Regions from separate parts of the Homo sapiens genome. Here region 2 is linked to region 1. A link is a loop called in an ENCODE intact Hi-C map of the cell type or tissue named here. Cell type or tissue: chondrocyte. All regions are shown on one strand.

Evidence for each region. Peaks named below come from ENCODE experiments on the same cell type or tissue, not always from the same donor. Only the 100,000 strongest peaks of a DNase experiment are listed, where the experiment ranks them.
Region 2: it touches region 1 in a loop (4-fold over the local background); 37 of 110 quality-filtered maps call a loop at or near these places.

What each region holds. Positions count from the first base shown.
Region 1 is chr14:50,530,029-50,535,028 of GRCh38, forward strand. MAP4K5 (mitogen-activated protein kinase kinase kinase kinase 5) reads right to left here and starts at 2,541. Exons shown (of 33, transcript NM_006575.6): 1 at 2,420-2,541; 2 at 1,914-2,130. The coding sequence starts at 2,021. It also overlaps a transcript of ATL1 not described here. RefSeq lists a silencer at 2,235-2,864. In chondrocyte, a CTCF peak has its summit at 2,686; DNase peaks (open chromatin) are centred at 2,053 and 2,653.
Region 2 is chr14:49,859,371-49,864,370 of GRCh38, forward strand. LOC105378179 (a long non-coding RNA gene) reads right to left here. Exons shown (of 3, transcript XR_943839.3): 2 at 3,150-5,000; 3 at 524-2,946. It also overlaps RN7SL2. Among named protein-coding and RNA genes, the nearest start is that of NEMF, 9.1 kb to the left of the region's middle. RefSeq lists enhancers at 2,600-3,200, 3,893-3,992. In chondrocyte, CTCF peaks have their summits at 2,597 and 2,866 (motif pointing right); DNase peaks (open chromatin) are centred at 2,828 and 3,571.

The sequences.
Region 1 (5,000 bases):
AAGACAAGGAGCTAAGAACGCCTTAAGGATGTTTAGAATCAGAGGCTGGCCTAGTGTGCAATGAATATACATGTAAGTGTGAGGAAGCAACATTGTGAGGGTAGAGGAAGCAACATTGTGAGGGTAGGGGACCATGTGTTAAGGGGTGAAGGTAGAGTATGATGAATATTCGGTTTTTGATTCTGTTTGGGAACTGCAGAAGAGAGACTAGGGCAGGAAGGCACCAGGGTAAAAGGCAGGCATTAGCTGCCCCTTAAATATAATCTTTGCTTTTTCTCAGGCATGAATAAAATCCTGCTCCAGAGTTGCTTTAGTTACTACATCTATGAAGAAAAAGGGTGGAGGTCTTAAGATCTTTATGGGAAAAACACTCCTAAAACTTTATTGTAGTAGGGAGAAGAGAATATATACAAGTAGAATTTATACTATTGTAAATTAACATGAACTAAATTGAACTCGTCTAACACACAGTGAATCATAAGACAAAGATGACTAAAAAATGAGACTGAGAAAGGAAATAGGAATTTCAATTTTCTGAAGAGCATTCCACAAAATGGCTAATCCCTGGATAAACAACTAAGTTAACTACCTCTAATTTTACATAAAGAAGAAGAGGATTGTTACAAACATACACTTTGAGTTCAAAGGTATTCACAAGGTAAGAGCCAGAACCTTGCTCACAATTCATCACCTCAGTACCTCTACCAGTGCCTGGTACAGAAGACTCAAATGCTTGTTTAAGCAATAAAAAGCCTATCCATTACAGTTTATCTCAGTAGAATCAAACAGTGCTAGGGCTGTTTGATAATACCACTACCTTGAAATGCTAATATTAATTAGGAGGAAATTAAAAGTAAGTAGAAAGAGGGGAACCACCTGTGCAAAACAACAACCTAACCCCAGAGGAATCTACTGGTTAATTACCCAAATGACACAAAACCACTTCAGCGATATGCAGAAGTGTTGTTTGGCACAATGCGATATATATCATGATCAAATCCAATAAACAACGCCGTTGCAAAAAGCAAAGGAATTTGCCCTTAATATTCATAGGCTGCACTAATGCTCCCTTTTTGGAACACACAACAAAAAGCATAAGGCAATCTCAATCTCTTTCCTCTGAACCATTCAAGAACTCAGCGGATTTGGGGAATTGGGTTTGCTTCTCTACAATGTTTTTTAAAATCCTAAATTAGGTGTAACTTACTCTCATCGTTTGTCTTAAGTAATACAAAACAGCACAATACAAAGACAGCGGCTCATATCCACTCTTGGTTATAGGATGTTATAAATCCCTGAAAGGAACCGCTAAAGTAAAACAAAACCCAGCAAGTTAATATCACATTTTTATCGCCAACCAAAAACAAACGATCAAACTTCCACCAGGAAAAGCATCTTTTTATATGGGATAATGCTTGCATAAATGTCACCAATATTAGTTTGCTTACAGTTAAAGCTCAGAGACAGGGTTTCATATGGCTTTTTTAGTCAAACTCATCCATTGAAACAAATTTTTTTAAAAAAATGCAAATGTCTGAATGTCAATATTCTTTCCTGTCTATCTTCCATGAAGCATTTTTCCATGCTAACACTAGAGCATCCTTCGGTGTAATTCCACAAGCAGATTCAAATTCCCTTCAATACCATAAATAAGCCCTATTAAAAAGCCTTTAAACCACAAAAAAAGTGCAACAGCGGTTTGCAACTGTGTGGTTAGTTCTGCCTGTTGGTAGCGATTAGAACAAGCCATGAGTCGAGGGTGCTCAGAACCGAGTAAAAGGGACCCCGGCCGCTTTCTCCCCAAGAGGCAACAATAAAAGCATCCTCCTCTCGCCCCAATACTTCGCAGGAAAGTGGCCCCATTCCCGGGACCCAGTCGACCGCAGGAAAAAAGCACGGCCAGCCTCACTTACCTTATAGACGTCCCCGTAGGTGCCGCTGCCGACCCTCTGGACGAGTTCGTAGTCCTGCTGCGGGTTCCGCCTCAGGATGTCCGCGGCAGGCCGCAGCGGGGCCTCCATCTTCACTTAGGGCCCGGCCCCCGCCAGCTCACCCCGCGGCTCCCGGATTCCCGCTAACAAGCACGAACGGCGCCGCTTCCCAACATGGAGCCTCCGCCCGCAGCTCCGTCTGCACGAGGGACGAGCAAAGGCTGGTTGGCGTCGCAGGCTACGACCCCCAGCGGCCCGCGCCCTCGCGGCCCGGCCCCTTCCCTTCCGTCCCGCCAGGGGCCGTGGAAGAGAAAGGGGCCTGGAAGGGCCCCCGGCGCCCCGTATCCCCGTTCGGTCTGCGGCCCTTCCCCCTCCCCGGCCGCCCGCGAACTGCCCGACGAGGCCTCCCCGCCAGCCGGGGCCCAGGGCCGGCTCCGTACCTAATGGGGGCGGCCCCGTCTTTGTTGAGCGCGGAGCCCGGGACCTACTTCCTAGACCGCACCCGCGTCCTCCTCCCGCGCGCCGGCCGGCAGCTCCGGGTTTGCCGTCGCCGCCGCCGCCACTCAGCCGCTGCACGGCGCGTCCTCTCGGGGGCGGCGGAGGCGCGTACAGTCGCCGCCGCCGCCGCCGCCGCACCACGTTCCCCACCCGGGGCTGCGTCACCGGGAGACACGTTCCCAGCCAGCATGGGTCGGCGCCCAGCGGCCCGCCCGAGCACTCCGGCCGCAGAACCAGAGTGCCGCCCTGAGGCCTGCTGAGAACACAACACCCTCCCGACCGCGCCACCGCGCCCCCCTAGCCGGGCGCGTCCTTGCAGGGCCTGGGCTGTCTCCCTCCCACTCTCAGAAATAAGGCACACGCCTGGGCATTCGTGGGCCAACGGGCCTTGGCTAAACCGTCCCCACATTTGTCAGGTAGGCCTGTAGGGTGACGGGTAGAGGAAGAAGGGCGATGGGAACGTAGCCCTCCAAGTTAAACACGGAAAAGGTACGTTAAGGGCACCGGGCCAGAAGTAACCTGGCAGCGGGGCGCCGGGGAAGGAGGTGGGGGAGTGCCAGGTTAACTAAGTCCCGGCACACCCTACTGCACCTTCCTGTTTTGCAAACCGATCCCGGTGGTACCAGTTTGAGGCTGCACTGCACACCTGCACAACCTGCCTTCTACTTAGTTCTTCTGAGACATTTCTGAAAGTCTGAATTCCTAGGACTGCTCAATGACCTTTGTCCCTGTTGGGCACACGCAGTGTCTCATCGCTGGTATTGCACCTTTAATGAGACCAGGAGTTCCGCAAAAGTAAAACAAAGGGGTCACAGACTGGTTCTGGTTCTACCACTTCCTCAGTATGTGCTCTGGGACAAAACAGCATATTTGGCAACATCTCGGTGTCCTTATCTGCAGCTTGAAGAGGGTAAGATTTTGCATCTGACACCCAGGAAAGTGTTTATAAAGCGTTTTACAGGATAGTAAGGGGGGTTATCGAATATAAGAGGTCTTAAAATACTTAACAATGCACAGCATATATGGAACAGGAGTTCGGGGAAGTAATTTGGCTGATATTTCACAAGCTGTTTTGCAGTTTCAGTTCCAGTCTTGCTCTGAAGGTAGAAATTAAGTTGCCAGTGTTACATTATACTGGCTAAGTTATTTCTAGAGCCTCATAGAGAATTTGAACAGAAAAGCCAGATAACACTCAGCCACTGCATTTAGTGACTGAAACATCATAAAAGAGCAAGTTGGAGATGTTGGCTTGTGGCTTTGAACATCCAATTTTTAATTCTGCTCTTGAGAATTAAAATACTCCTTATTGTTGATAATTGTATAATGTATAATAAGGAGTAATTGACAATACTCCTTATTGTTGATAATTGTATAATGTAGAAATTAAATTCGCACCTTAACAGGACAGGGCATATATGTATTTTCTTGTGCTCCACACACAAAGGGCACTTATTTGGGGAACATAAGTAAGCCCAGACTTACATGCTCCATGGACAAAGCCTATGTGTTTGCTGCATTGAAAAAATTGTTGAAGAACAGTTCCTTCTTTCAAAGATTCTTGGCACTTGTTTTGGTGGGCACATACTTTTGGCTTCGATGACTCAAAATCTCTTCAAATGTTCTATTGGTATCTTAGCACTTGTTTACTGTCATAGATTCATTTGAGATTTTTTTCCTCTGGCCATATAAGCACTGATCCTTTATCTAGTCTGAAATATATTTATTCTTACATGTTTACACTTGCGTTACTCCAGGGAATTTCAGGCAGCACACAGAAAACACTTACTATAAAACAAGATAAAAATAAGTGGGCAAACTAGTATGACGTTAAAGAGAAGGAAAATACGAAACCAGAACAGTGTGACAAATCGGCCAACCAGAGGATTTTATAGTGTTTTTGAGATCAAGAGTAACCAATTGATCAAGAAGAGGCATATATTTTCCTAATGCAAAGACTTCCAAAAATTTTATTTAATGAGCCTTCTTCATAAAGTAGAAACTGAATGCCCAGTTTGAGACGAGGACAAATATCCTGACAATCCTTTAAGCATGTTATTCTTGAAATACAGCATTTAAAATGAATTAGGCAGTGAAATGTTTGAGGTCATAGGCTTCAACAAGACCCTGGAGTGCGGATATTTTATGTTGCCAGTAATGGCAGATCCATATGCTTTGACCATCAACCTAGAGGCAGATAGCATGGAAAAAGTCAAGACTCTATGTGGTGGTTAAAAAGTCGAGACTCTATGTGTCTGCTATAATCATTATTTTACTTGTACTGCAATTCATGCAAAGAGGAAAACATTTGTTTTATACTAACTCCAAAAGAATCTTAAGGATTTTTAAAATACTGGTTGAGTTAATTTTAACAAGATCAGTGAAGTGGGTTGCTTTGTAAAGAAATGCAAATTCAATTTACTTAAATGTACACTGAGTAAATTTAATTTTACATCCTAGACAATTAAGCAAACAATTTCAAGGTTGAAGTTTATGTAATAATATGTTAGTTATGTCATGGTAACTGACCAGAGAGTTTCTTACAAACCACCCAGTTTCATATGACAAGGTATG
Region 2 (5,000 bases), 670 kb before region 1:
CAAAGCAAAACACCAAAAGCAGAAAACATAAATGATTAGATTAACAGATCTGAATACATTAAAGGGGTATTATTTTTGTTTTGTTTTGTTTTGTTTTTGAGACCGAGTTTCACTCTTGTTGCCCAGGCTGAGAGTGCAATGGCTCACTCTTGACTCACCTCAGCCTCTGCCTCCCAGGTTCAAGCGATTCTCCTGCCTCAGTCTCCCCAGTAGCTGGGATTATAGGCATGTACCACCACACCTGGCTAATTTTGTATTTTTATTACAGATGGGGGTTTCTCCATGTTGGTCAGGCTGGTCTTGAACTCCCGACCTCAGGTGATCTGCCCGCCTCGGCCTCCCAAAGTGTTAGGATTACAGGCGTGAGCCACTGCGCCCAGCCCATAAAAGTTTAAAGTCACTATATGTCAAAAATATTCCACCATAACCCTAATCTTAACCCTAAACATAATTAAAAACTTAAAAGTGTAGTCCACACACACGCACACACACACACGGAAAAAAATATCAATGTGAAAATGTGTTCAACTTAAAAGTTGTTTTTTTTTTTTAAAGTATAAGTATGTTAAAGAACACAGTTACTGGCTGGGCACGGTTGAGGTAGGTGCATCACTTGAGGTCAGGAGTTCGAGAAGACAGTTACTGAAAGGATACCTTTCTGACCTCTCAGAGTTTTGTCAGTTACAGACTGAGCTTGATTCCCCCCATGTATTACTTTCCTATTCTGTGGTAATTTGCTGTATCAAATTACCACAAATTTAGAGGCTTAAACAACATAAATTTATTATTATTATTATTGAGATGGGGTCTCACTCTGTCCCCTTGGCTGGAATGCAGTGGGACACTAACAACTCACTGCAGCCTCAACCTCCTGGGCTCAGGTGATCCTCCCACCTCAGCCTCCCTGGTAGCTGAGACTACAGGCACATACTACCACACATGGTTAATTTTCATATTTTTTGTAGAGACAGGGTTTCACCATTTTGTGCAGGCTGGTCTCCAAATCCTGAGCTCAAGCAATCCACCTTCCTTGGCCTCTCAAAGTGCTGGGAATTACAGGTGTGAGCCACTACATGCGGCCAAATTTATTATTTAAGAGTTCTGGAGATCAGAAGTACCAAATTGGTGAAGAGGGCTGCATTCCTTCTGGAAACTCTTGAAGAGAATCCCTTTCCTTGCCTTTTCCAGCTTCAGGGGGCTGTCCACATTCCTTGGTTAGTTAGCACATAGATATCTTTGGGGAGGGGGTCATTATGCTGCCTATTGCACCTCAGTTCCACAAAGCTGAGTTATCCCAGAGGTCATGGTACTCAGGAAGTAGGAACCCCAGGGCTAATGGAGGCAGCTACTCAAAAGCAGTTCTTACATCCATAGCTAAGTCATTCTGGGTCCAATTCAGGGATCCATTTAGTGAAAAACAAGAGATACAAAAATTAGCCGGGCATGCTGGTGTGTGCCTGTAATCCCAGCTACTCGGGAGGCTTGAGGCAGGTGAAGCGCTTGAACCCGGGAGGCAGAGGTTGCAGTGAGCAGAGATCGCTCCCCGGAACTCCAGCCTGGGAGACAGAGCAAGACTCTGTCTCAAAAAAAAAAAAAAAAAGATATACCAAAATTATTTTGCTTCTTATTTTAAGGTTGGTGAGAAGGTAAAGTTTTTTTTTTTTTAAAATAGCATCTCTACCTATTTTCATTTTGTAAAAATGCATTCATTTGGAGGTGATTTTTTAATTCTTGAAAAGTTGTCCTGAAGAACCGGAATCAGACCTATTCCATGTGGTTGCAGAGGGCAGACCCAGAAGCAGCCATGGGGGAGATACCTGTTTTATTCAAAGAGGATCTTTTCTGACAGTTATCCTTGTTCAAAATGCAATGAACTACCTCAAAAAAAAAAAAGGGAATACAATTAGCTTTATAAAAAATTTAGTACAATGCTTCTTTCCTCTTTCATTTTATAGACAGTGAGGAAAATCTGTGTTTAGTGCTTAGAGTCTTTAAACTCCCAGTAGATTATCAGATTAATGTTAAGACTGATGTGAATGCTTAACCAGTTTCCACTGGCCCTAAAATGCCTGAATTTAACAGTAAGCCCTCCAAAACAGTTATTTCATATAGATGAAATTTCTAATCACAGACCACCAAGAACTTTTGAAAAATTTAAAGGTTGTCTTCTTTCATAGCTTACTCACTTATTTCTGTTTTTAAAATGAAGCATGATTATGAGACATGCTCAAGGACAGCTCAGTGGAGGATGCAGAGGTTTTTGCTCTCATTAACACTGGGTTCAAGACCCAGGCGGCTGGGCGCGTTCTTTAAACTCCCTTTGCTTCAGTTACTTTTCGGCGTCTAGGTGCCGTTCCCTTTTTGGCAATCCGACGGAGAGAGAAGCAAGCGAGGAGACAGGGTGGTGCATTCTGCCACGCTGGCCCCTCACCTCTGTCATCACAGGGCGTTCTGGGTTCCTCTGAGAGGAGTTTTTCCCTTATAAGGAGGCAGTAGTGGGATTCCTCTTCGGAAGATTAGCCCTGCCTGTAGCCAAGTAGAACGAAAGGATTTGTGTGTAAGACTGTTGATTAGCCCGTCTTTGGTCTATAGCATTCTAAAGCAAAAACCTTGACAGGACAGGGGTGAAAGAAGGTGACATCCGTGACAGGAGGTAGGCAGGGAAGCTCAGGTCAGCTCAGTGCAGGGGAATAATGTTGGTAACTGCAAGCAGCATCCTGAACGGCCGCGGGAAGAACTTGGAAATTCTTTAAGAGAACGTACTTTTTGCTCTCTGTGATCCGGCGGCCATTTTTTTCCGACTGTCTGTGGGTAAACGAGCAGCCCCTGTTGGCTCCGAAGGTAATAACAGCTTTTCGCAGAGACGTTTTGAATATGCGCCGGTAGGGGGCAGCGATGAGGCGGTTGCAAATCCCCAAGCATCCCGTCAACTGGTGAGCTTTCGCGCTGAAGGAAACGTAAAACAGTGGATAAATATAAGAGTGGAGAGAGAAAGCCAACTATAAACCTCAGTAACATCTTTCTCTATATATTTTTTCCTTTAGAGGAAGAGAGGACTCGTCTTTAAATGTGCACATTAGTATGTTTCTTAATACGTATGAACCGGAAAGGAGGCAAACTTCTTAACTTCAAAGACACTATTTACTTACAAAGGTACCCTTAATGAGGGAGGGGGGCAAAAGAGACGGGGTCTCGCTATGTTGCTCAGGCTGGAGTGCAGTGGCTATTCACAGGCGCGATCCCACTACTGATCAGCACGGGAGTTTTGACCTGCTCCGTTTCCGACCTGGGCCGGTTCACCCCTCCTTAGGCAACCTGGTGGTCCCCCGCTCCCGGGAGGTCACCATATTGATGCCGAACTTAGTGCGGACACCCGATCGGCATAGCGCACTACAGCCCAGAACTCCTGGGCTCAAGCGATCCTCCCACCTCAGCCTCCCGAGTAGCTGGGACTACAGGCACGCGCCACCGCGCCCGGCGGTCGGAGACGCTGCGAAAAGCTACTAGAAGCTGCAGGGCAGTTACGTCATTGGGGAGCGGGGGGGCCACGCCGGGCGACGTGAGCTTGGACACACCCACACTGGGCGGTCTGGAGGCTACGTTAGTGTGGCGTCATCCGAGCTGGGCAGCCGTTCTGCCTTACAGGGTTGGGACCCCGGAAGCTTATCGGCGCGGTTGCGGCCGCGGCTCCCTGTGTTTTGATCAGAACACCACGTTCCTGCTTAACAGAAATTGGTCAGTATGCGCTTAATGCTCATAGTGTGGCGTCCGGACACGCAGCGAGAGAAAAACGCAATAACCTGGTCCGTCAGCGTTGCTTGCTTCAGCAGGCCTTAAATATGTGCTGCATCTTTTGGGGGACGTTACTTAAGAGGCAAACATCTGGCTCGAAGTCTTCCATTATTTTCAGCAAGCATTTAGGAGGTGACTGCACTATAAGGAGAATAACCCACAGTAGCACAGGTTGGGAGTCTGCACAGTGCCGAGGCCAGCTCAGTCTTCACTATTCGAACGAAGGAAGCCTGGGGCAACTGTTTGTTTTCTCTGCCCTGCGTGTTAGTTGCCCGTTGTTTTTGGAGAAAAAACTAGTATCGGGGTATATTGGTGGAAAAATTTGGATTTGGCAGCTTGAAGCCTTTTTTGCGACAAGCTTAGGTTAGGAAGGGATAGAGGGGAGGAAAGAAAAAATAATTTTCGACCATAGTAGATCTGCGAAAGCAGACCTTCTGTTTGTCCTCTTATCTATAGTCTTTCCCTCACCCCCCACCCCTTGTCTCCTAAAAACCAGTCCAGACTTTCCCCGCCACCTCCGTCCTTGTAGCAGATAACGTTGCTCCTTCCTTCATGGATAAATTGAAGGCCAACAGACAAAAACTTTTCAACTCTTTGCTGCTCTGTCCGCTCTAAATTTATCTTTACACCTTCAGAGAAGAGCACCCTTCTGTTTTCCCCTCCTACCTCAAACCCAGTAGGTCAAAATTCTTCCATCAATCATTTTTACCCATTCTATCTCTCTCTTTCATTTATACAGATTCCAAGCTGCCTTTCTTCTAAAAAAAAAAAAAAAAAAAAAGTAAAAAAACTCCTTTGACCTTGCCTTTCTAAATGAAATCTGTCTGTTGTTTTCATGGCTGCACTTCTTGAAACCATGTTCTACAATTGCTACATTTGCTTCTTAACCTTCTGTCTTCAGTCCATAGCCCACCAATCCACTGAAACTATTCTAGCTAAGGCTACGATACCCAAGCCTCCTAATTGGCAGGTCTAAGGGACCCTTTCTGACATAGGTGATGTAATTTACCACCAATCTCTGTCACTTGTGACTGCTGTTTCCTCCCTGAACGTTTCTTCTCCCTGGTTCTTGTTCACAGCCCCTGATATTTCCTCCCAGGCTCTCTCTTCTGCCCACCCAGCAAATGTTTTTGTTCCTTACAGTTCCCTCCTAAATGTTCTCTGTTCTCTCACCGTGTTCTTCATGAGTGATGTAATAAATTCTCAAG